2 separate regions of the Mus musculus genome follow, and region 2 is linked to region 1. The links are chromatin loops, found by intact Hi-C in ENCODE. Cell type or tissue: gastrocnemius. All regions are shown on one strand. Links, peaks and the distances in the headings refer to the core of each region. The heading gives the core; the rest is flanking DNA.

What was found. A loop is a pair of places that touch in the nucleus more often than their neighbours do. Peaks named below come from ENCODE experiments on the same cell type or tissue, not always from the same donor. Only the 100,000 strongest peaks of a DNase experiment are listed, where the experiment ranks them.
Region 2: it touches region 1 in a loop (2.6-fold over the local background); 3 of 42 quality-filtered maps call a loop at or near these places.

What each region holds. Positions count from the first base shown.
Region 1 is chr4:127,035,882-127,048,475 of GRCm38, forward strand. It overlaps Zmym1 (zinc finger, MYM domain containing 1), which reads right to left. Exons shown (of 8, transcript NM_026670.5): 8 at 11,213-12,594. The coding sequence ends at 11,761. It also overlaps a transcript of Sfpq not described here. Among named protein-coding and RNA genes, the nearest start is that of Zmym1, 19 kb to the right of the region's middle. In gastrocnemius, for the core only: no CTCF peak of the experiment used is centred there; a DNase peak (open chromatin) is centred at 4,462.
Region 2 is chr4:126,888,319-126,900,912 of GRCm38, forward strand. It overlaps Zmym4 (zinc finger, MYM-type 4), which reads right to left. Exons shown (of 30, transcript NM_001114399.2): 16 at 12,287-12,430; 17 at 11,614-11,651; 18 at 9,978-10,122; 19 at 6,962-7,077; 20 at 4,977-5,148; 21 at 2,697-2,750; 22 at 1,678-1,857; 23 at 1,197-1,291. Among named protein-coding and RNA genes, the nearest start is that of Gm25604, 34 kb to the left of the region's middle. In gastrocnemius, for the core only: no CTCF peak of the experiment used is centred there; no DNase peak of the experiment used is centred there.

The sequences.
Region 1 (12,594 bases), core at 1-8,000:
ACCTGATTTATCTTTAATGGCTAAAATAACAGTGAGATGAAAAACCTGGGGCTGGCGAGATGGCTCAGCAGGTAAGAGCACTGACTGCTCTTCCAGAGGTCCTGAGTTCAAATCCCAGCAACCACATGGTGGCTCACAACCATCCGTAATGATATTTGACACCCTCTTCTGGTGTGTCTGAAGACAGCTACAGTGTAATTATGTATAATAATAAATAAATCTTTTTTTTAAAAAAAAGAAAAATCTGGGGTCCTTGAAAATTTACAAAGATACTAAATCTAGTTTTTTAAAAATAGTTAAAGAGCACTTCCCTTGCATATTGCTGTCTTGGTATTGTGATTTTCAGTACCAAGGGGAAAAGATAAGACTAAAACAAGGAATTGTCAAGTAAAAAATTAAAAAAATACATGTTATGTCTAGAGAATGGACTTGATTAAGAGCACTGGCTGCTCTTTCAGAGGACTGGGAGATGAAATATGCTGTAATTTCAGACTTGTATTTGCAGGTTTTAAAATTTTATCCATGTCAGAGGGTGGATCTTCTAGTCACCTTGGTCTTTGCCACACATATCAATTTCTGTTTTGTGTGTAATATATTGTTATAGTTATAATAGTTGTTCAGAGCCTGTGCCCAAAGTAGTATTTTTTCTTAATGAACTAAAAAATATATGTTTAATTATAGGCGGAATTAGATGTTCTCAAGACAGCACACAACATGGGTCAGCTAAAAAGGAAAGCCACAAATTACTTAGACTGACAAAGACTCTAGGTAAGTGAAATGATATTCAAATTAATTTGGTGACACAATCGGGTGTCACCAAACTTGGTGTGTATGTCAATTTAAGAATTGACGAAGGGCGTCATGAAAGATGTCAGGCATACACAAGCCAAGATAGCTGAGATATTCCTGATCCAGCACTCTAACTTGAAGCTCATGCTATAAAGCTGTCACTAATTACCAGTCCTTGATTTAACATGGTGGTATTAGAGCTTAGTAAGCTACACTTGGAAGTTTTGATAAGTTGGATTAATCATATTTTTTAATTAACAGGATCAAGTGAGCTGTATCAGAAAATGAGTCAAGACGAAAGAGGAATGAATTTGACATTAATAAAGTAATTTATTTTTAAAAATTGTCTTTGTTCAAGTAGGACTCCTTTCTAGGATTTGTCTGATTGTGTGCCCAAATTTAATGGTTTTAAATTTGGTGCCCTAAACTATAACTGGGGGTGGGGCTACAAAACACCCAGTGAAGTCTTGAAAGGAAACAAACTTTCAGTGAGGCAGGCAGATCTGAGTTCCAGGCAAGTCTTGTCTGATCTGTGAAGCACCAGCACAAACAGCTAGTGAGACCCGCCTAAAAAGGGAAAAAACCACGAGAGTTCTACATCTTCCATCATGCTGCTATATGTGACCAAACAGGAAAGAACAAGACTTAAGTAGAGATTAATAAGTAAGCTTCAGAGAAAGAATTCCAACTTGGAAAAGGTTAAAGGTGCACTGCACCAGGGTTGATGACCTGAGGTGAATCCTTGGCATCCATGTGATGGAAGGGTAGAACTGAGTCCAGCAAATTGTCTTGTCTTTAAGCATACATTGCAGTGTGTGTGCACATACTAACGTAACTTGGAAAAAGGTTCAAGAGGCAAATGGGAACATTAGCTTCATGCTAGTCTACGTTGAGTCCTTATTTCAAAGCAGGTATATAAACTTGTTCTTTTAAAAACCCACAAGATGGAAGAATACACTTTTAGACCTATTAAGTTTATTTAGAAATATCAGTCACCAGCTGAACTGAAACTAGAAGAAATAAACTGCTTCAAAGCAGCAGCTAGTAAAGCTTTCCAGGTGGAGTTTTGTTGTGTGCGTGTTTGTTTTTTTGGAAACTGAGCTCCTAAGTCAGTGTTTGGTACATGAAGAAATGACTCAGTAAGAATTTTGTTTCTGTAGTGCACCCAGATGAAGTACACAGCCTCCTGTACCTCTCGGAAGTTAAAATAGGTTATTACCTGAAGTTCCTATCTCTGTAGGAGTAGACTCCCAATAACACGAAGATCCATTAAAGTGTTGGCAAGTGTCTCAGAGTTTTACTGCCGTAAACAGACACCATGACCAAGGCAACTGTTTTTGGTTTTGGTTTTTTCGAGACAGGGTTTCTCTGTGTAGCCCTGCCTGTCCTGGAACTCTGTAGACCAGGCTGGCCTCGAACTCAGAAATCCTCCTGCCTCTGCCTCCCGAGTGCTGGGATTAAAGGCATGCTCCACCACTGCTCGGCTCATCCAAGGACATTTAATTGGGGCTGGTTTATAGGTTCAGTCCATTATCAAGGCAGGAATATGGCAGTGACCTGGCAGGTGTGGTACAGATGGAGCTGAGAGTTCTACATCTTCCATCTGCTACATGAAGACTGGCTTCCAGGCAGCACGTGTCTTAAGCTCACACACACCCTCAGTGACACACTTTAACAGGGCCACTCCTAATATACAAAACCATGACAGGAAGTCTATTAAAAATGAACTTGATATACTGCTGGTTTAACAGTTGTGTGGCCACTTAAAACATTGCTGGAATTTACAAAATCACAATTGTAGTGAAATGCTGGCACACTAGAACCAAATCTGCCTTATCCTAGATACGAGCCCTAATGACCACAAGCCTAAATATGAGTATTCAATTGACAGTCCTGTCTTGGCATAAATTCTCAACACAGGTCATGTGTATGTACATGAAATTTGACCAGGATGGACAAATGAGCACTGAGGGGAATAGATGACTAGTGAACACAACAGAAAGCAATGCAGACTTGTATAAAGGTGTGTGCCTTTAATTCCAGCATCTGGGAGGCAGAGGATGGTGGATCTACTTCTATGATAGGATTAGAGATTTAGAAGATTAGTGCAATGACCCTTTATTTTTGAACTTGGTTCTGTACTGTGAATAAAAGTACCCATACCTGAAGCTAGACTGCTTAGCAAGACCTCGAAAAGCACACAGAAAAGGTAAAATTGTGTCCCAGTTGGACTCTTCTTAGAGGGTCACTAGGAGTGATAGTGATAGTCCACCCCTTGATTCCTGGACCCATGAATCCTGGCTATGGGTGAAACTGTACCATATATGGAGCGCTGATTCAAAGCGTATACTGCCTTCTGAAGAACTCTGCCCCAGCCTTCCAAGCTGTTACCACCTAACTTGGACTCTTCAATTCCAATCTTTAGGTGCCTCATCTGACCATCTTATCCTTGGCACTCCAGTTATACTTTCTCTTGCACTCAACAGGAAGCCACATTTACAAGTCAACTGAAGGTGGTAAGCCTTGGAGGCACAGCAGCACCACTTATTTCATGTATATAAGTACATTGTAGGTGTATTCAGACACACTTGACTTTACAGATGGTTGTGAGCCACTATGTGGTTGCTGGGACTTGAACTCAGAACCTCAGGACAGTGTTCCTAGCTGCTGAACCATCTCTCCAGCTGTGGTTTCTATTGGAATAAAACAGCTAAAAGCAGCTTGGGGAGGAAAGTTTATTTCTAGGTTGCAGTTTTGCAGCACAATCCATCATATAAAGAACCCGGTAGGAATCAAAACTGAAGAAACCAGGAAGCAGTAGCTGATGTGGAGGCCATGGGGGGCTTGTTTCTGGCATACTCAGCCAGTTTTATAGTACCCAGGACCATCAGCCAGGGATGGCACCTCCCAAAGTGAGTGGCGCCCTTGAACATCAGTCAGAACGCACTTCGGATTGCTTGACAGGCAATCTGGTTGGCAGCATTTTCTTTGTTCATTATCATTTTTATTTTATTTTATTTTATTTTATTTTTTTTTGAGACAGGGTTTCTCTGTAGCCCTGGCTGTCCTGGAACTCCGTAGACCAGGCTGAAATCTGCCTGCCTCCAAGTTCTGTCTTCACAAAATTGTTAACTGTGTTTTAGTTCCTATAATCAAGAAGAACTGGCAATGGTTTTGAGATTCATTTACCCAACTAGCCAAGGCTGAAGGCTGGCCTTGCACATGTTCTCATCCTTTGAAACAGATGTGTCTTGTTTCCTTTGAGGCTGGTAAGACAGGAAGACTGAAGTATGTTCTATTTTGAAGCTCTGATAATGGTGAGGGAGAACTTAGGTCTTTCTCATTTAAATTTTTCATTTTGTTTGTGTGTCTGTGTACTGTAGTTATGTCATCTGCCACATGTGGGTGCTAGAAATCAAAGAGCAACAAATGCTTTTTTTTCATACAGATATTTTGACAATTTGAATTCTTATATTTTTAAAATATTATTTACCTTACATCCTGATCTCATCTCCCCTTCCTCCTTTCCTTCCAGACCCGTGCCCACCCACCTTCTCCAATCTCCCCCACCCTTTTCAGAGGAGGGAGCCCTGTCACCACCCCCACTACCACCCATGGTACCAATCCATGGCACATCAAGTCTAAGGACTAAGTCAGGCTAAGCTCATCCTCTCCAATTGAGGCCAGACATGGCAGCCCAGCTAGAAGAAAGTGATCCATCCAAAGGCAGGCAACAAGAGTCAGAGACAGCTTGCCCCTCGTCCCACCCCCACTCAAGCCGCACATCTACCACACATATGTAGGGGGTTCAGTAGGTGCTCTTAACCCATCACTCCCCAGAGTAGCTACCGTTTTTATTTATTAAAATATGCTCTCTTTTAAAAACCTATAATATTTAGGGTGTGGTGATGCATGCCTTTAATCCCAGCACTTGGGTAGCAGAGACAGGTGGATCTCTGAGAGTTCAAAGTCAGCCTAGACTACATAGTTTCAGGAGGGCAGAAGTAGTCACCGTTTTTCAGGGAGTGGATTACAATTGCGAGCAACCATGAGGGTACTCTGAATTGAACCTCTGGAAGAACAGCTAGACTTCTTACCTACTGAGCCTTTTCTCCAGCCCTAAACTACTTTTGAAAAGGATGAAAAAAACCATTGAATCTTCCAGCCCTATTTTTTTTTTAAAGATTTATTTATTTATTATATGTAAGTACACTGTAGCTGTCCTCAGATAGTCCAGAAGAGGGCATCAGATCTCGTTAACGGATGGTTGAGCCACCATGTGGTTGCTGGGATTTGAACTCGGGACCTTTGGAAGAGCAGTCGGCGCTCTTAACCACTGAGCCATCTCGCCAGCCCCCCTATTTTTTTTCTCTTAATTATAAGATTCATTGCATTCATAATACACAGAGGGAATACACGACCTATTCTTTGAGGTTGAGTCTTGCAATCACCTTAACTGCAAAGCCACAGTCCCACCCTCACCACTTTAATACGTTACATGATTACTCTATCTTCTTGACTTGTGGATTTGGTTTTTTTCTGGTTTTTTTTTTTTTTTTTAAGATTTATATATGTGAGTACACTGTAGCTGTCTTTAGATACACTAGAAGAGGGTGTCAGAACCCATTACAGATGGTTGTGAGTCACCATGTGGTTGCTGGGAATTGAACTTGGGACTTTTCACTCTTAACCTCTGAGCCATCTCTCCAGCCCATGTTTTATGTTTTCTAAGTCAGGGTTTCTCTGAATAACCCTGACTGTACTGAAACTTAAGGCCCGTGTCACCACTTCCCAGTTGCTGCTTTTTGTTTTGTTTTAGAAGATTTAAAGGTATTTTGTCGGGATGGAGAGATGGCTCAGCAGTTACGAGCAATGACTGTTCTTCCAGATGAACCAGGTTCAATTTACAGAACCACATGGCAGCTCACAATGTCTGTAATTCCAGTTCCAGGGCATGTGATTCACTATAGCAGACACAAATGCAGACAGAACATTAGTGTACACAAAGTAATTAAAAATACTTTAAATGTGAAAATTTTTATTGTGGAGAACCTGAATTGAACTTAGGGTAGTGTCCTTTCTTAATTTTTGTTTTTTTAAGACCGGTTTCTCTTTGTAGCCCTAGATCTCACTATGTAACCAAGGTGTCCTCAAATTTGTAGAAGTTTCCAGTGATCTTTGCAGTCAACAGCTATTACTACAAATAAGATTTACAAATCTTGTCCCAACCAGATTTAAGGAGGGTCAAAGAACATTTTGGTATTTTTATTGTTTAAAAGATGGAATTTTTTATTTACTTGTTTGTTTGCTTGTTTAGGGTCTCACTGGCTTACCTGAAACTATTAAAGCCAGGTTGGCCTCCAACTCAATAGATCTGCCTGCCTCTGCTTTCCAAGTCTGGAATAAAATGTGTGAGCTACCTTGCCCAGATCTTTCTTTACACAGCCACACAGATACATAAATACAATAACTCTTTAAAAAAACAACCAAGGGAGTCTGAAGAGAAGACTCAGTGGGTAAAAGTATTAGCTGTTCTTCCTCAGGACCTAGTTTAGAGTTTCAGTGCCTCCATGGCAGTTAACAATCCTTAACTCAGGTCCCAGGGATCTGATTCCCAATTCTGGCCACTGTGGGCACTGAATAAACATTTTGCAGAGACATTCATGACACACACATAAGATAAAAATAAGTAAAAGGGTGAGCCTAGCCTTTAGTAGCAGAACCATCTTTCCAGGTCAAATAAATATATTTATTAAATGTATTAAAAACAACCAGGGTGCTTATATATTCTAGAGTTCCAGGACAGCCAGGGCTATACAGAGAAACCCCGTCTCGAAAAACAAAAATAAATAAATACCTCCTCCAGCACCAGACATACATAGAGATAAAATACCCATATATACAAAATAAAGGGTTTCTCTGTGTAGCCCTGGCTGTCCTGGAGCTCACTCTGTAGACCAGGCTGGCCTCAAACTCAAAGATCTGTCTGCCTCTGCTTCCTTGAGCTGGGATTACAGGCGTGTGCCACCACTGCCTGGTGTAGGTGTTCTTGGTTTCTATGGGTTGATAAGGAAAGAGTCAGTCGAGGGTAAATTAAGGCCTTGCAGGGAGCGGTAGGTAGCCTCTGTGGACTGACTCTCAAACAGCTATGCAATAGCATATTTACTGATTGTGGCACCAATCCCTCATACCAAAACCTCTAATCTAATCCATGTTTCCAGAAGGAGACGATCACACCCATGAAATCTATTTAGTCTTTACTGTGCAGAGTGCAGTACTCAATATGTCTTCACAGAATATGTTTTATCTCTTGTTAAGAGGATATAAATGCTTTGAAAATCATTCAGTAACACAGTTGATTCCCAAAGCTGACTGTGCCAAAATCAGCAGTGGAACTTTAGGAACTGGTTTCATGATCTTTGCCCCAAAGTGACCTACTCAGAATCCCAAGGGTGAGACACTGACATCTACCTGACGGTTTGCCAGCTTTGAGTACAGCTGTATTCTTTTAACCAAAAAACTGACTTTCATCTCAAGACTTATTTTGCTAATACTTTAACTTAATACTTTAATACCTAGTGAAGGGAGAGGGCAACATGTAGGTTGTAATAAAAGTAGATCTTAGAATGTGCTCAATAAATATAAAAGTTATACACTCAGTAAATGCTTTCCTTTTTTTTTTTATTTATGAGTACACTGTAGCTGTTTTCACACACACACACACACACACACACACACACACACACACACACACACACCCCAAAAGAGGGCATCAGATTGCATTGCAGATGGTTGTGAGCCACCATGTGGTTGCTGGGAATTGAACTCAGGAGACCTCTGGAAGAACAGTCAGTGCTCTTAACCACTGAGCCATCTCTCCAGTCCCTTTTTTCTTTTCTTTTTCCCTGTCTTTAATTTTGCAGTTCTGAGGCCTGATCCAGAGCTGTGTGCATGCTAAGCAAGTGAGCTCTGCCCCCAGCTACGTTTTTGCACTATTTTAATTTTATGAATAAAAAGTAGAAATTCAAGAAGCGGAAGTGAGTAGGTTGGTGAGCTGGGGGAGGGGTGATGATGGTATAGGGGGTTTTCGCAGGGGAAATCAGGAAGGGCGATAACATTTGAATGGAAATAAAGAAAATATCTAATTTAAAAAAATAGAAATGCAGGCACCTTAAAGATGGCTCAGTTGATAAAGAATTTTACTACTGAGCTGGAGAGATGGCTCAGTGGTTAAGATTAGTGGCTGCTCTTCCAGAGGTCCTGAGTTCAATTCCCAGCAATCACATGGTGGCTCACAACCATCTGTAATAGGATCCGATGGCCTCTTCTAGTGTGTCTGAAGATAAGCTAAGCATAATCATATACACAAAATAAACAAATCTTAAAAAGAGACTGTGAGATATAAAGGTGTATATGCTACTATTTTAACTTTGCTACTATTCACAACGACCTGAGTTTGATTCTGTAAGAGAACTACATTACCGCCACCCTCCAACATACAAATCATTTAAAAGGCTAGGACTGGTGGGACACATCTTTAATCCCAGCACCCCAGAGGCAGAGACAGGTGGATCTCTGTGAGTTTAAGGCCAGCAAAAGTCTACATAGACCCCTTCCTGCCCAAAAGGGCCTAAAAAGTAGTTTCTTTGATTGAGCATGTGGTTAATACACACACACTCACACTTTCCTGAGTTTGGATAGATGTCCCTCAGTTTAGGAACAACTTACATCCCAATAAACCAATCCACCAGAAAACGCCGAGTTGAGAAACAGCACAGCGTAGCAACACAGGCACCAAGGTGAGTGCAGGGACATTCAGTCTGATCCTTGTGACTGACTGGGAGCCTGTTTTATGTTTCTCCACCTCCCAAGATCTCCCAAGCAGATCTTTGAGTTCAAGGCCAGCCAGGGCTACACAGAGAAGCCCCGTCTTGAAAAACCAAACCACCAACATCAAAAAAGATAAGCTTGTAAGTCCCTCACAAATCAGAAGCAGCAAAATAGAAAGGATGCTTTCATTCAACATGATGGTGAAGACAAGACCCTTCTGACTTACACATGGCACAAGAAGAATATATTGATGTATTTACAGACAGGGTCTATGTGGTTCTGGCTATCTGGGCACGAACCCTGTAGATCAGCACAGCCTCCTACTCACAGAGATCCACCTTGCTCTGCCTCCAAGTGCTGGGCTTATCATACCATCCGTGGACCACCTGTTTTATATCTTACTTTGATCTTTACTAGTTGGGTGCTTTGTAACCATTTAAAGGAGTAAATTTAATGATTTATTTTTATTTGGTGTTTTGCCTTCATGTGTGTGAATGTAAGGGTACTGGATCCTCAGGAACTGGAGTTGTAGGCCATTGTGAGCTGCCATGTAGGTGCTAGGACTTGAACCAAGGGTTCTCTGGAAGAGTAGCCTTAACTACTTAACGACTACACAATCTCTTGAGCACCCAATAACCTACTTCTTAGGCTATTGAGAGCACTAATGTAACTTGCAAAGTACTAAGTTACATAATAGGTACTTGACAAAGATAGCTGTTCTAATTTCCAGAAGGGGTGTGAGACATCTACCAAATTTGGGGGCTTAGGGGCAAAATCCATCAATCTTGATTGTCGGACAAGATGGAAATTAATCAAAACTAAAAACTATGCTGGGTGTGGTGGTGCACACCTTTAATCCCAGCATGCCCAGGCTCTGCCCAAGATGACATCAGAGTCTCCTACCTGCCTACTGAAGACAGTCACTTCTTGGCTGCTTTCAGATCAAGAATATACAACTCTTGGCTCCTCCAGGACCAAGTCTGCCTGCATGCTGCTATGCTTTCCACCATGATGATAACAGACCAAACTTCCGAAACTGTAAGCCAGCCCCAGTGTTTGCCTTTCTAAGAGTTCCTTGGGTCACAGTGTCTCATCAGAGGAAATAAAACCCTAACACTGTGGAAGAGGAAGCTGATTTCAGAGAAAAGGTCATGGCTTAAAGAACTTAACAAAAATCAAACAGTTAAAAAAAAAAAAGGAATAAACAAGGTCAACTATTTCCAACAAGCAGCTAGAGTTCAGACTAGAGGGAGTGACAGTAACAACTGTGGGACAATGTAGAACAAAGGCAGACATGCTGGCGGGAGTGTAAAACTATGCCTGGAGGCTACCTGAAGTAGAAGAGGCACAAGACCTCAAGCCCTACATGTTATCCTAGAAAAGACTTCTGTTTTCTGTTTTGGTGGAGACATGATTTGTGTAGCCTTGGCCGTCCTGGAACTAGCTCTGTACATCAGGCTGGTCTCAGAATTACAGAGATCCATCTGCCCTTGCTTCCCAAGTACTGGGACTAAAGGTATAATTCTATCTAGACGCATGCTGAGGACTGTTTCCTCTAGTGTAAGAAATGTACACAATGGCCTAGCTCTGCTAGCCTATCCCTAACTTCCCCACCATGGCAGGTACCGATCCTAGAGTCCCAAGTGGTAGAGCCCCTTCCTGCATGTTGGAGTCCCAGGATCCCCACACCTGAAGACAGCCTTGTCCCTGACTGCTCACCACTCCTGCTGGACTCAGTTTCACTGCACAGCTAAGGATAGCTAGGACTTTTACCTTTTCCAAATCCATGCAGGTCTGTGAACCTAGGGTGCATTATGCCCGAGAGTGAGGGTTGGGTGGTTAGCAACAGAGCAAGACACTTCTGGCAGAGGCCATAGGGAATCCAAGTGAAGTTTGGCACAAACTAGGCTGTGGTGTAATAAAGGCCCAGTCAATGAAGATGGGACTAACCAGACAACTGAAGAACCAATACGTTTTGTCCACATCATGTCCACCCTGAGGACACAGAGGCTGGAGAAGGACTTGCTGGCACAAGTGCAGTTCAGCAGATGAGATCTAAGGGAAATGGAGACAGACCATGGAGCAAGTCTAGGGGCTTGTGGCTCCCGTGGAATTGATTCTAGTCTTGGAGGCGCTACTCTGTGTGCAGCCCAGAGGGAATGCCACCTGCACCAGGTCCCCTCTATAAAGGCATGAGGGCTGGACTCCCTCTGCTCTGGCTTTTGGCTTCTTCTGGAGAATAAGGACAGCACAACTAAGTGACTACTGGGAGCCCAGAATTCAGCTGACGCTCTGAGCCGCCTTAGTTGGGGGCTGAGAACCTGAAATGACTTCCTTGCTTCTGAATGGTCAGGTGCCACCTGCTTAACCCCTGTCTTTATTCTTTCAACAAGGCAGGTAGCTGAGAACCAAAGCTCAATCAGCCTTGCTAAACTCCCTACTTCCTTTATCTTTTTCCTCTCGGAATGAGCTGATGCAGTTGTTAAGAGAAAAACCACTACCTGGTCCACCTACTCTGTATTTCAAACCTTAACCTCACAGCCACTCTGCATCTCTCTGCTGGTAGCAGAGTTAGTTAGGCCTCTAATTTTTTGCTTCTGTAGAACTATTCTCTTCCCAGCAATGGTTTTTAGTTAAAATTTTATTTAACAATGCACACGGTCACTAGCAGCTATGATGGTATTACAGGACTTCCTTGGCACTGGGAATTGAATCTGGGCCTTATGCATTCTAGGGACGTTAAGTATGTTACCAATGAGTCACAGTCCTGGAGGAAAGTGTGCCGCTGTGCCAGGCTTACTAGATTTCTATATTAGAAAAAACTATGTTCAATTGACTCTAGGCTCCTAATTCTCTGCTATACCTCCAGCACATATCATACTATCTGGCATATAGTAGTTGCTCAGTAAATGTATTAAATGTAGATGTGCCTACGACACAATACGTCAACTGGAATACTTTAAAGGAGAAGAGTCAGGTAAGAGGGTCAATCAGTCTCAAGAGCTTACAAATTCAAGACTAGCCTAGGCTACAGAGCAAGATCCCTATCTGTCTCAAAGAACCTCCAACAAACAAAACTTCATTAGGATTCTAATAAAACCACAGAATTCTTTTAATTAAGCTCAAAGTTGCAAGTTTGTCTCACGTATCTTTCATTTGACTAATGAACTTTTCGACAATTCCCCCCAGTCTTTCAGGTTCCATCAGTTTATTTACCAGTTCCTGCTCAACAGCTATCAGAGCCAGGCTACTAAGTTTCTCTTGTCCCATGGTACGAAGTAAGTATGTTTTAAGATGAGACAGCGTGGAAAATGACTTCTCATTATTTGCTGAAGTAATTGGCCAAGATAAAGCAATATGCAACAGCTTCGTGATACAAGGAATATTATTGTGGAGAGCATGCTGAATAAACAAAGAGCCTAGGTCAATGAAGCTTAAGGACCCATCCTCTGCGATGAAGTTGAAACCTGCATACTGCCGGTAAAATCGGAGCTCGGGAATGATGTCTGCATCAAGCTTATAGAATTCCTGGATGTGCTTGGCTGTTGCTTCATTTAATGGCTCATTCCACTTAAGTAACAGCTCTGAAATTTGTTTCATTTTACAATAGTCAAACTCTGAAAAATATAACTTTAAATGTTTTAATACCGTGTCCAGACCTTGGTAGTAAATATTAAATTTATATTGTTCATCTGCTGAAGTAGGAAAAAACATATGCTCTGAGTTGCCAGGATCTACTGTTCTTTGAACTTTTCTTCTTTTTTGAAAAGAGGGTTTCTCAACATCAAAACCCTTACTGGTTATCTTTTTACATATTTCATCTGCTCCATCCCAGATATTTTTAAAGTATGTATCATTCCTTTCAGAAGATAAACATTCCAAAATTGCTTCTATTTTTGAAAACAAAGAAAAGATGTCAACAGTTTCACTTTGAAACTCTCTAGAAAGAATCCCTGTGATACTGAGTACTCGATA
Region 2 (12,594 bases), core at 2,648-10,647, 140 kb before region 1:
TTTTTATTAGAACTTCCAAATTAGCCAAATCTAGACTTTAAACAGAAAATTTAGATTTTGTCTATTTTATTTTGAGACAGGGTTTCTCTGTGTAACCTTGGCTGTCTTGAAACTGGATTTGCAAACCAGGTTAGCCTTAAACTCAGAGATCCTCTTGCCTCTGCCTCCCAAGTGTTGGGACTAAAAACTTTGGATTACTTTTAATAATATGTATGTGTGGCTAAGTTCAGGTTTGTGATGGTGTCCCTAGAATCCAGAAAAGTGTGTTGAATCTCCTGGGGTAGTAGGTTCTCTGCAAGAACAAAAGGAGCTCTTATCTGTTGAGTCATTTCTGTAGTCTCTGGATTATTAATTTACCTTGAATTTATTTACTTTTTATTATGTGTATGTGCATGCACACATATGCAGGTGGACAACTACCGGCCTGTATATACTAGGGTCTAAACGTGTCTCTTCTTTTACTATGAGTCCTCAGGCTGTGAAGCTTGGGAACAAGCACCTTCACCCTCTAAAACCATCTCATGGGCCCATTAAAGATTATAAAAAGTGCCCCCGCAATTTTTTTTTAATGTTTATGGGTATTCTGCCTGCATGTATGTTTATGCAATGCCTGTAGAGAGCAGAAGATGACACCCAGAAGCTCTGGGAACTGGAGCAGCAGGCAGTTGTGAGCTGTCTGTCTGTCATGTAGGTGCTGGTTATCAAACCTTGGTTTTCTGTAAGAGCAACAAGTACTCTTTAACCCTGATCTCTCTCAGGGCTATAAAAAGATTGTTAAAGTAGTAAGTCAAAGTCTGTAAGTTTAAATACCAAAGGAAACGTCCTGATTAGAAATAAATATGTAATAAATGGTATTGTTGGTTTTCTTTTTTGCACACTAAGAAACAAAAGCAAAAAACCTTAAAAACTAAAACACTTAAAAAATAATGAATGAGCCGGGCGTGGTGGCGCACGCCTTTAATCCCAGCACTTGGGAGGCAGAGGCAGGAGGATTTCTGAGTTCGAGGCCAGCCTGGTCTACAGAGTGAGTTCCAGGACAGCCAGGGCTATACAGAGAAAACCCTGTCCCGAAAAAACAAAAAAAAAAAAAAAGAATGAAAATACTTAATTTGGGCTCCTACAAAGCTTTTAATCAGAAAACTAATAAATACTGCTAAACAAAAGAACACAAACTGTAAACTTAAGCTTCCGCTTACTCGCCGTCTGGGCTGGGGGAATCCATCTCTGTGTCTTCGTCTTGTTCGAGAACGTGCCTGGATCCCCTGTCCTTTATTAAGTGGGTCAAAAGATTCTGAAAAAAGCAGCAGAAAGCCCAGTGTGAGGTATGTAACACACAGACTTAAGAGAGCTCATAAGACTAGTATCAGTAATCATCAGTCCAGTCTCCGTGATAAAGACCTCCGCTTATATAGTTAAGATGCACAACGGATTTTAACACATGAATGAAACGGCAGTTAGCAAGGAAACCATCCGTAAATAGTTACTGTTGAAAAGGTCATTAAAAATTGCAAACAATAAAATTAACCACTTACAAGAACCTTGCAACAGATATTCACATTTATAAAGGCAGAAGACTCCCGAACACTTCACACCGTTTAACCCTGCAAACTTGGAGCTCTCCCAATCTTCTGACTTCAGCCGTCTATGACGACCTTCAGCCGTCTATGAGGTACAAACCTGATGGGAAGTCTGCCTCCAGATCCTGCTCTGTTTCCCCTTTTGAAAACGGTTTCAGTTCTGAATCAGCATCTTGCACAGCATTCGACTTTAATGCGTAATGATTCAGCTCTTCTTCCCAGCTGTGTGGAGTTGATACTGCTTCTGACTCAAGATCACCACTATATGTACTTCCTTGGTCTGAAAGTGAAGAAACCAAACATGCTCTCCTGACATATTTAGAAACTCTCCTGAACTCCTACATCCTAAAAACCAAAATATGGTTAAAAGATAATTATTAGGACACAACTAGTAAAGTAACTATGGTTGGAGAGAGAACTTCATCAGTAGAGTATTTCCTATGTAAGCAAGAGGACCTGAGACTGAGCCCCACAACCTACTTCTAAAAAGAAAAACAGAGAGGCATGATGTCAGGATGTAATCCCAGCACCTAAAACAGGTGAGTTCCTGAAGCTTGCTGGACAGCCAGACTAGCCTACTTGGCTACTTGGCTAATTCCAGGCCAGTGAAAAAAAAAAGTCTTTTTGTTTTTTTCAAGCAGATGGTGCCTGAGGAAAGATACCCAAAGATGCCTTCTAACCTTAATATATATTGATCACATACATGTATAAACTACATTTACCTGTGCAGTTTTCTGACCCAGATGCTTCTGTGAGGAAGTAACACACACACGCACGCACACACACACGCACACACACGCAAGCACACACACATTGCACACACACACACACACACACACACACACACACACACGCGCGAAACAAAGAATCAAGTAACTTCTTTAACGGCTTCACAGAATTAGATTCATATTCTTAGTAAACACTACAATGCATTATCTCAAATATTAAAATATTTGAGATATTTATTATTTGCATTACAAATTGGCATGACAGTCAATTCATGTCCCTCACAAACTAGGTAAAATTATAAACTACTAAGCCCAAGGATAGTCTTCTGAGTTCCTATTGTTAGCAGAGAATAGTATTTCTAAAAACTAAAATATATTAATAACTACAAACCTTTTTCAAATATCTTGGTGTCTAGAAACAGTTCTTGTTCAGAAGTTTGAGATTCTAAAGAAAAAAAGCAAACAAAACAAATCTCACATGAAATGACTTCTCTACTCAATAGAGGGGACTAGGTAAGCAGACTTCTCTACACAAGGCCTGCTTCATCAATATATTGAAACACTGTAATAAAAGCAGCTGGCTCATTCACATCGCCAGCAGAGCTCACACTTCTGGACATCATAAGAAGCCACAGGAAGAAGGGCTTTACTTTTCATGCTGTGTTGGTTTTTCATCGGAAATCCTTTCATATTGTTACACATCCATGCAAAAATGACAAACTGTTCCACTCAAATACGCCTTTTCTACTTGCCCCCGAAGGCCAACAGACTTAGAACAGATGTAATCGATACATGAGCATGAAGCCCACAGAGCTTCATGAAGTTGATGAAAACAAAATTCAATGATAAATGAGATATTTGAAATGAAATTCAGAAACTCAACATAGAAAAGGATGTTTTCTCAGCTTATTTAAGAAAAGCTTTTGTTCTTAGCTTTTGTTTTTTCATGAAATCAAAGAAAAATTAGTCCCAAGTCCTTTTTCTCCTTCCCATATGTCTTAACCATTTCATTTTAGTAGGTAAATTACTTATAGTAATTGCAAGTGTTTGTCTTGAAGCTAGCTTATTTTCTAAAGCTTTTCTGACTCAATGATGTACAAAGGCAAAGTTCTCCATCTGTAAGTGAAGAACCCAATGAATGTTAAATAGTAATGTGACAGAAAAGTCACCCTATCCCCTGTTGGATACTAACTAGTTTTTGGCATTATATTACCAAAACATTACAGCTCAGACTGACTACATAAATCTCACCCACTCAAGTGTTAAAATAATGGGTATTTACTACCACACCTAGCTACAAAAGGCCAATTTAAAATAAGGTGTTTTTTGTTTTTTTTAAATCATGAATTATCTCAACGTTTAAATTAAATATACTATTAGAAGTTAAAAATGGTCAAGCATAGAGATAACACTCATATTCTAAGACATTCATTAGCAAATGAGTTAGAACTATAAGATAATACATTAAAGAGAAAGTACATAAGAAATACTGATAATAAGATGACACTATGTACAAACTACAAACCTGTTGGTCAGTTAAGAGCACATTATGTTCTTGCAGATGATGTGAGGCTAGGAATTGATCCTAGCATCCAAACTAGGTAGCTCGCAAATACCTGTAACTCCACTTCCAGGGGATGCTCCTGACCTCCCCAGGCATTGGACTTAAGTGCTGCACAAACTAACACATAAGGCACAAAAATACACACTTGCACTTAATTAAAACCAACACAAATCTTAAAAGACCCATACATGATGGCAACGGAACAGCAAAGTTCACAATGTTTCTTGATATGCAATAATGGTGAACATTTTTTTCTATTACTTATTATGCAAAATCAAACCCCACCAGCTAGCTGGACATGCTGGTCCATGATGATAATCATAGCAATGATTGGGGGAGCGGGAATTAGAAGGATCAGCAGTTCAAGGCCAGTGTGGGCCACATGAGATACTACTTCTAAAAACAAATAAAACCCTTGAAACCTCACTAATTGTTAAAAATCTACTACTGACTGAAAAAATTGGTATTGGGCTCAAAAAACACAAAGAACATTCTTAGTTCATTCATGATATAAGAAAGCAATTTTGTGCTTCACATTTCAACAACTATATTTCTTCTACTTCTTCCTGTAATCACAAATTAAGAAGGTACAATCAAGGTTAGAAAGCGTCCTGGAATATAGATCAGTAAAGTTCTGTTTAATTATGTGTTTGGGGGCCAAATTTTGCTTTTATCATTTCCTAGCTATATAACCAGTACAAAACTAACATTTAATTTCAACATGAGAAATATAAGGTAACCAATACTCCCTTCACAGGCTGGTTATGAAGACTAAATGCAGGAAAACACACAATATACTAACTAGGACTTTGTCTAGACTGTGAGAAATACACATGAATAAACACCATCCATTATCAACATCCTTATTCCAAACTAACAGAATCAGACTTCTCTATAGGTAACTGAGACAACAGGTCTTCTGACCCATGCTTCTATTTAGCCAACATCAGTACGCAATTGATTATATATTAAGGATTCTTGTGCATGGAACATAGGTTTGAACGTAATGATAAAATACAAAAATAATATGAAACTTAATGTTACTTCTGATACAGATATAGAATTGTAAGTGAGCTCAAAATAAATTATTTTAAAGATTGCACGAACCTCCCTGGGATAAAGTTTTCTCCTTCTCTTCATCTTCTGCAATCATTTCTGCCATCTCAAGGAGATCTGCTTCAAACGGATGTGTGGCAAGTTTCTCTTTAATGTCTTCAATGCCCTCAGTTGCTTTCTCATCATTATCCATAGAGGATGGAATAAACATGGGAACAGGCATCTGAAAAAACAAAGACCGAAGGTTTCTTAGGTTTCGTGTGTGTGTGTGTGTGTGTGTGTGTATGTGGCCAGAGGTCCACAGCAGGTATCTTCTTCAGTTATTCACTATCTTATTTTTATGAGACAAGGTCTGCCACTGAACACAGATACAGCACACTGGCTAGACTGGCTGGTCAGCAAGTTCCAGGAATCTTCCTGTCTCTGACTTTCAAACACCGTGAGTGTAGGTGTGTGCATAGGGGCTATGCCTGGCTTTTACATCAATGCTGGACACTGAACTCAGTTGGATGTTTGCACAGCAAGTACTATGCTGGGTATGCACTCTCCCCGGCCTGAAGGTTTCTTATACAATAGATTTCTTGTCAAAATCTGTGTAATGATGTAAGCACTAAAATAATGGGGGAGGAAGAAGATATTCTCATTGATAAGAATTATGAGTCTTGGTAGTTCATTTTTATTAGACTAGAATGACTAAAATAAAAATCTAAGTCAGGTGGTGGTGGTACACATCTTTAATACCAGCACATGAAAAGCAGAGACAGGTGGACCTCTCTGAGTTCAAGGCCAACCTGGTCTACAGAGAAGAGTTCTAGGACAGCCAGGGATACACAAAGAAACCCAGTCTCAAAAAACAAACAAACAAGCAAGCAAGCAAACAATCTAGTAAGCAAGTTATACATGGTAGCACACGCCTTAAAATCAGCAGATGGAAGGAAGAGGCAGATGGACCTCTGGGAGTTTGAAGCCAGTCTGGTCTATAGAGTACATGTTACATCTGCAACCAGCCAGAGCTACCTAGTAACACTGTCTGAAAACCTAAAATAATTATAAACAAAACAAAAAATACAAAACAACAACTACTAAGGACTTTTCTAGACACTTAACAAAGTGCTTCTAAAAGCCTTAAAAAGAATAATCCTACGACATAAAAATCAGTTTCATTTCAAAACTCTCAATATATTTAAAGAAAGTAAGATATAATGACAGGAATCTTCTTTTACCTTTGCTACAGTTCAGGACTCTTAATTTTTGTTTTGCCATTATTATTAGTAGAAGTAGTATTACTATTATTAGTAGTGGTTATTATATGTTAATATGTAATAGATATATTTGCCATAATCAAAGGACAATGTAAGGAGTTATTCTACCTTTATGTAGGTTCTAGGGATTGAATTCAGATTATCAGGCTAGCCATCTTGCTGGCCCAGAATTCAGAATTATATATATACAGTTTTGATTTTTCTTTTCCATTTGAGTGATGCCAAAACTAACTTTTTCTTTTTTCCTTAGTTGCTTTCAGACTTACTTTATGTATATGAATGTTTTCCCTACATGTATGTCTGTGTACCACAGAGGTCAGAGGAAGGCACAGATCTCCTGGAAGTGGAGTTACAAATAGGTGAGTGTGTTACAAATATGGGTGCTGTGACTCAAAGCCAGGTCCTCTGACTCTCCAGCCCTTGTTTTTGTTATGTTGAGGCAGAGTCTCAATGCAGCCAAGACTGGCCTGGAGCACACTATGTAGCCCAACCTGACCTTCAACTGGCCGAAATCCTCCTTCCTCAGCCTCTCAAGTACTGAGATTACAGGTGTGAGACACCATGCTACATTATAACACTCTTTCAGAAGATAAGGTATGAGAGTAAAGGACAATGTCTACATTCTCTGAAATAAGTAACAAAGGCAATATAACAGCAGCCAACCAAAATCAGGTATATTTTACCAAGAAGTATGACATTTTATTACACAGCTGTAAAATTTTAAGTGAGGAAAATGCAAGCTAAATTAGATCTTATCTCTCAATGATTACTCACAGGAACTGGAATCCCAAAGGGGACAGGAGTATACTGGGTGTAAAGATGAAGAGGTATGGGAACAAACACTGGCACAGGGACTGGTACCACCATAACCTGGGGCTCACTTGGAGTGTCTAATGAAAAAAGCACACACAGATAAAAGTGGGTTAGAAACCATGTAGAATAATTCCATCTTAAAGAGGAGAATCTGTGCCAAGCAGTGGTGATACATCTTTAATCCCAGCACGTGGGAAGCAGAGGCAAAGGGATCTCCAGGTTTGAGGCAAGTCTAGTCTACAAAGTGATTTCAGGACTGACAGGGCTACACAAAGAAACCCTGTACCAAAAAAAAAAAAAAAAAAAAAAAAGGGAGGAAAAAGAAAAAAAAACTTCAAAATGAATCAGAGATTTTAATGCAAGACAAGCAAAATAACTAAAGTATTGTAGATAATAAAAAAAATTATTCAGTATACTATTCTGAGAAAAGGGTTTTATTTTAAAGGTATGACCCCAACAACAAAAACAACAAAATATAACTGGCCAGAGAAACTAAACCAAATTCAAAATGTTATATACAGAAGCAATCCGGGAACTAAGAGAAAAGTTACAGAATGGCAAAATATATTTGCAATCTATACATTTGACAAGGGATTCAAACAAGTAAACAGCAAAAAAAACAACCTAATTTATAAGTGGTCAACATGGTGTTGCTCATGGATGGAGAACCTTTAAGAAAACTTTAGGTCAAGGGGGTGAGAGACCATACTCTCATAAGGAAGTAGAAGTAGTATAGGGTATGAGTTCATCTGTTCTTGGTATAGAAGGAATCAATTGCTTGTTCCCCAAAATATTCACATCTATGTTACCCACACCACAGGGTAACAAGAGCCAAGAAATTGCATCCCCAAACATTGTGTGATAACTCCAAAATTAGGTGCTAAATAAACCATTTCTGCTTAAATTACCTGCCTTGGGCATTTCATTATAATGACAAACAGTGACTGTGCCAATAAAAAAATATTCAGTGTTAATAATGATCACCAGAGAAATGGTCAAAATTATAATGACAGGGCTAGATAGACAGCTCAGCAGATAAGTACACTTGCTGCTCCTACAACAGACCTGGGTTTAGTTCCCAGCACCTATATCAGGGGCTCATAACTACCTGCAACTTGAGTTCCAGAGAACTCAATGCCTTCTTCTGGCTTCTGTTGGCACTTGCATGTCCCTGGTGCACACATAGGTAAGAAGGCACACAAATACATAAATAAAAATAAATTAAAAAAAATTAAAATAAAGTATCTCGTATCTTTGAGAATGATTACTATCAAAAAAGAAGGTAAAAAAAAATCTTGATAAGCACAGAGAAAGGGGGACTCTCAACACTCCCGGTGGGCACCGTGAATTAGTTTAGCCATTGTGGAAAATAATAAGGTACTTTATGATGAGAATTCCCAGGAGCCAACTAAGTTGTCCTCTGACCTCTCTATATGCTGACCATGATACATGTATGCCCATACAGGTAAGACAAAAAAACGAGGTTCCACCAAAAGGAACCTCCTACGTAGGCCTCAGTTAATTTGTGTGCATGTTATTCAGGATTACCAGCTTACAGGATGACAACTTTGCATCTAGGAGTCTTTTCTAGTTTAAAAATTTTGGAACTTATGGTTGGCAGCAAAAGAAGCTATCTAAACACAAGCAAACAAAAAAAGGAGATGAAGACTATATGAGTAATTCTTAGGCAACTGCCATGATTGTGAAAAATAAATAGAAATATTTCTTCAAAAACTGTATTAAAATTTCTACCAGCTTTACCACTTAAGCTCACCTTAGAACAACTTGAAAAAAACTGCTCAATTCTGACTGGCTGTGTCAAAAATGAATGGACTTCTCTCTACTCTCAACACCCAGCTAAAGCTTTTAAGACTCACTAGGAGGGACGGGAGAATTGATTTAGTAGTTGAAAATACTTGCTGCTCAGATTCAAGTCATAATACCCACATACAAGAGCACAAATGTCTCTAACTCCTTTCAGAGAGGATTCAAAGCCCTTCTGACTTCCATGCGCACCAGGAATAGGCACACAGTACACATGTATACATGTAAGCAGGGTACTCATACACATAAAATACTAAAAACAAACATAAATTCCTAATGTGTGTGGCCAAGAAGCAGCTTATGCTCCAATGGTCCAAACAGCTTTCATTCACAAGATGGAGGTTGTACCCAAAAACAGACAGGCAAAGAACACTGGGACCCTAATCACTCTACCTCAGATAACTTACAGAGCTGGCCTCAACTCAAAGCTCTGTGTGCCCCTTCATGAACACTAAGAGTGAAGGTCTATAACACCACCCTTAGTGCAACTGACTTTGGTTTTTTTTTTTTTTTTTTTTGAGACAGTTTCTCTGTGTAGCCCAGGCTGTCCTGAATCTCACTCACTCTGTAGACCAGGAAGGCCTCAGACTCAGAGATCCACATGCCTCTGCTCCGAGTGCTGCAATTAAAAGTATGTACCACCACCACCAACGCAACTGACTTTTCACCAATACAACTGACTTTTTAAGACAGTAGGAGGGAACGGGGATAGGTGTTACATGCAAGAAGTACAAAGAGATTTTATATATATATATATATATATATATATATATACACACACACACACACACACACACACCACTAAATGAACACATACACAAATGAGAAAATAAGATAATATTAATTTGTATAAACTTAATAGCACATTAAAAAACTAATGCATCTCTAAATTCAAATCCTGTCTACATTATTCTAAAGCTTACAGTAAACCTACAACATTAGTTATTAATGAAGAAATTAACAGTTTTCATAGTATACTATGAATTGACTTTTATTTGAGCTACCTTAATAAGTCTCAGACAGATAAATACCTTATTCACAGAAAAAGTGTGCAAACTACACTGGGCAATCCACGTAAGCAGGAGACAGTACTCAAGGTAATCAGATGCTCCATTCCCTTGCCCTAAATAAAACAACATCCCAAGAAACGTACCTGTCTGGCATTCTTTGTTTTGAGTATGTGGTTTACATGACGTGGCTTTAGTCTGTGTAATGGGTTTGCACAATAAAGCTTTGTTCTTCAAAAGCCTTGGAGGTTGGGAAGGTGGAAGTTTCAGGGCATCTGTTTGAGTACTTGCCTAGTTCAAAAAAAAAAAAAAAAAAAAGAAAAAGAAAATCAGAAACCAAAGGATTTTCAAAATGTTTTGAGTAATTATAAGAATTTCAACTTTAAAAGACCTATCACTATACAAAGCAGAACCTATACAAAGCAGAACCAAAAGATAAATATGCTAATAAATATATATCACATACCTGAAATATTGACAGCAACAAAGAACATTTAATAACTATCAACTGACTAATGTACTTACTGTATTTGCTTATCAAGAAAACACCACTGCCAGGCGTGGTGGCGCACGCTTTAATCCCAGCACTTGGGAGGCAGAGGCAGGCGGATTTCTGAGTTCGAGGCCAGCCTGGTCTACAGAGTGAGTTCCAGGACAGCCAGGGATACACAGAGAAACCCTGTCTCGAAAAACCAAAAAGAAAAAACAAACAAACAAAAATACCAATAAGCTTACTGTAAAACACTGATAATCATCAGTACAATGGGGGAGTTTTAAATGAGAACTGTTATTTCCTGACTGACTTGGAGGATGTAACCAACATTAATGGAATCACTTGTGATCAGTCCAAGAATCTTGAAGGGCTGAAACTACAGGTCTAGGGTATAGAGTTTGCCACCACAAAAGAATTAAAAAGTAACTCAAACATAAAACATTATCCCAGAGGCTAGGAACATTTTCAAGAAAGATCACTGTTTCATCATATGTTCTGTTCATTATTTTCTTTCTTTATTCTTCACTTAAGAGACAATGTAGATATTATCGACTGGAAAAAAATTATATACAGGGCTGGTGAGATGGCTCAGTGGGTAAGAGCACCCGACTGCTCTTCCGAAGGTCCAGAGTTCAAATCCCAGCAACCACATGGTGGCTCACAACCATCCGTAACGAGATCTGATTCCCTCTTCTGGAGTGTCTGAAGACAGCTACAATGTACTTACATATAATAAATAAATAAATAAATCTTAAAAAATCCTTTAAAAAAAAAAAATTATATACAGTATGACTAGCATGGAATGGGAGTGAGGAGGCCTAAGTGTGGGTATTTACAATACCCAGGGTTAGAGAGATGGCTCAGCGGTTAAGAGCACTGACTGCTCTTCCGAAGGTCCTGAGTTCAAATCCCAGCAACCACGTGGTGACTCACAACCACCTGTAATGAGCTCTGATGCTCCCTTTTGGGGTGTCTGAAGACAGCTTCAGTGTACTTACATAAAATAAATAAATAATCTCTAAAAACAAAACAACAAAAAAGAACAGTCTCTAAGATCACATGACCAGCCTCAGTACATTTACTTTAATTATGCATAATTTTAAAAAACCTTCAGTAATTAATTACATAAAGGTACCTACCAAGCATTCAAAGAAATAAAGATATATAAAGACCTGATTAGATAATAGGAACTGTATTCATAAACAATTCTATACCTTAATAGAATGTATTAGCTCAGACCTATATGTAATACATATAAATGAAAATATAATAAGACCAAATTAACTTACATCCCCAATGATTTTCGCTGTAACTGTTGGAACTGCACCTTAATAGAAATTGAAACATAAATTTAGGATCTTTAAATTTAAACATCAGCTCATAAACACTAGTCAGATGATATGTATCTTTCCACTTAGTTCAGTAAAAGCAAGCAGTAAACCTGAAAGTTAAAAAAAGAAAAAAAGATGGGGGACTTTGTGAAGACACCACGGTGCGTATTAGTGGTGCTGCAAGCTGCCAGGAGCTACATACAGTTTGGTTTAGGACCCTGAGACAAGGGATTAAAGTGTGTATTTTACATCTCAAAGCAGAACTGGCCTCCAGGTTCTCTCAGCATCCTTCCCTACCTGGCATATACCCTGTCCCAACCCTGAGCTTTCCAGCCCAGGGGATGGGCTTTCTTTCCTCTAGAGGCTCTCCCCTATATAATCCAAACATTTTGGATCTCCTCCCCACTACACGTGTGCCCTTTCTTTCTTCCCAACCCTCACCCCCATGGTGACTTCCTTAGCCTTGGTCCTTGGGAGTCAGTGAAGTCACCTGAGAGCAGCTTCCCAACTGACCTGCCATTCATATATTCTAATCTGCTTTGAATTGGCTCATTTTACCAGTGCAGAAATAACCTACCATATACAATATTTAATTCAAGTAGTAAGAAAGGCGGTCCAAATCAAGCTATACCTTGTAAGACGCTGTTGGTGTTTGCTGTGGGCTGGGCAGCAGGAGCACTTGCTAAAGATACCACATTAGCAATGACTGGAGTTGAATCTTTTCTGAGGGACGGAGGCCCTGCAGAAGCAGCTTGAACCATGGAAATACTTGCTACTTAAAAGAGGAAGAAAGAAGAAAGTTAGTATAATTTATTTGTTTTACATAGAAATCCACAGCTCAAAGGAGACCAAAGTTTCCAAAACTGAATAAGTTGCTACGGAGCAGAGAAACTTCAGAAATAACGGGCTTGCTTTACCACTTCTTGGCCTTTTGGATAA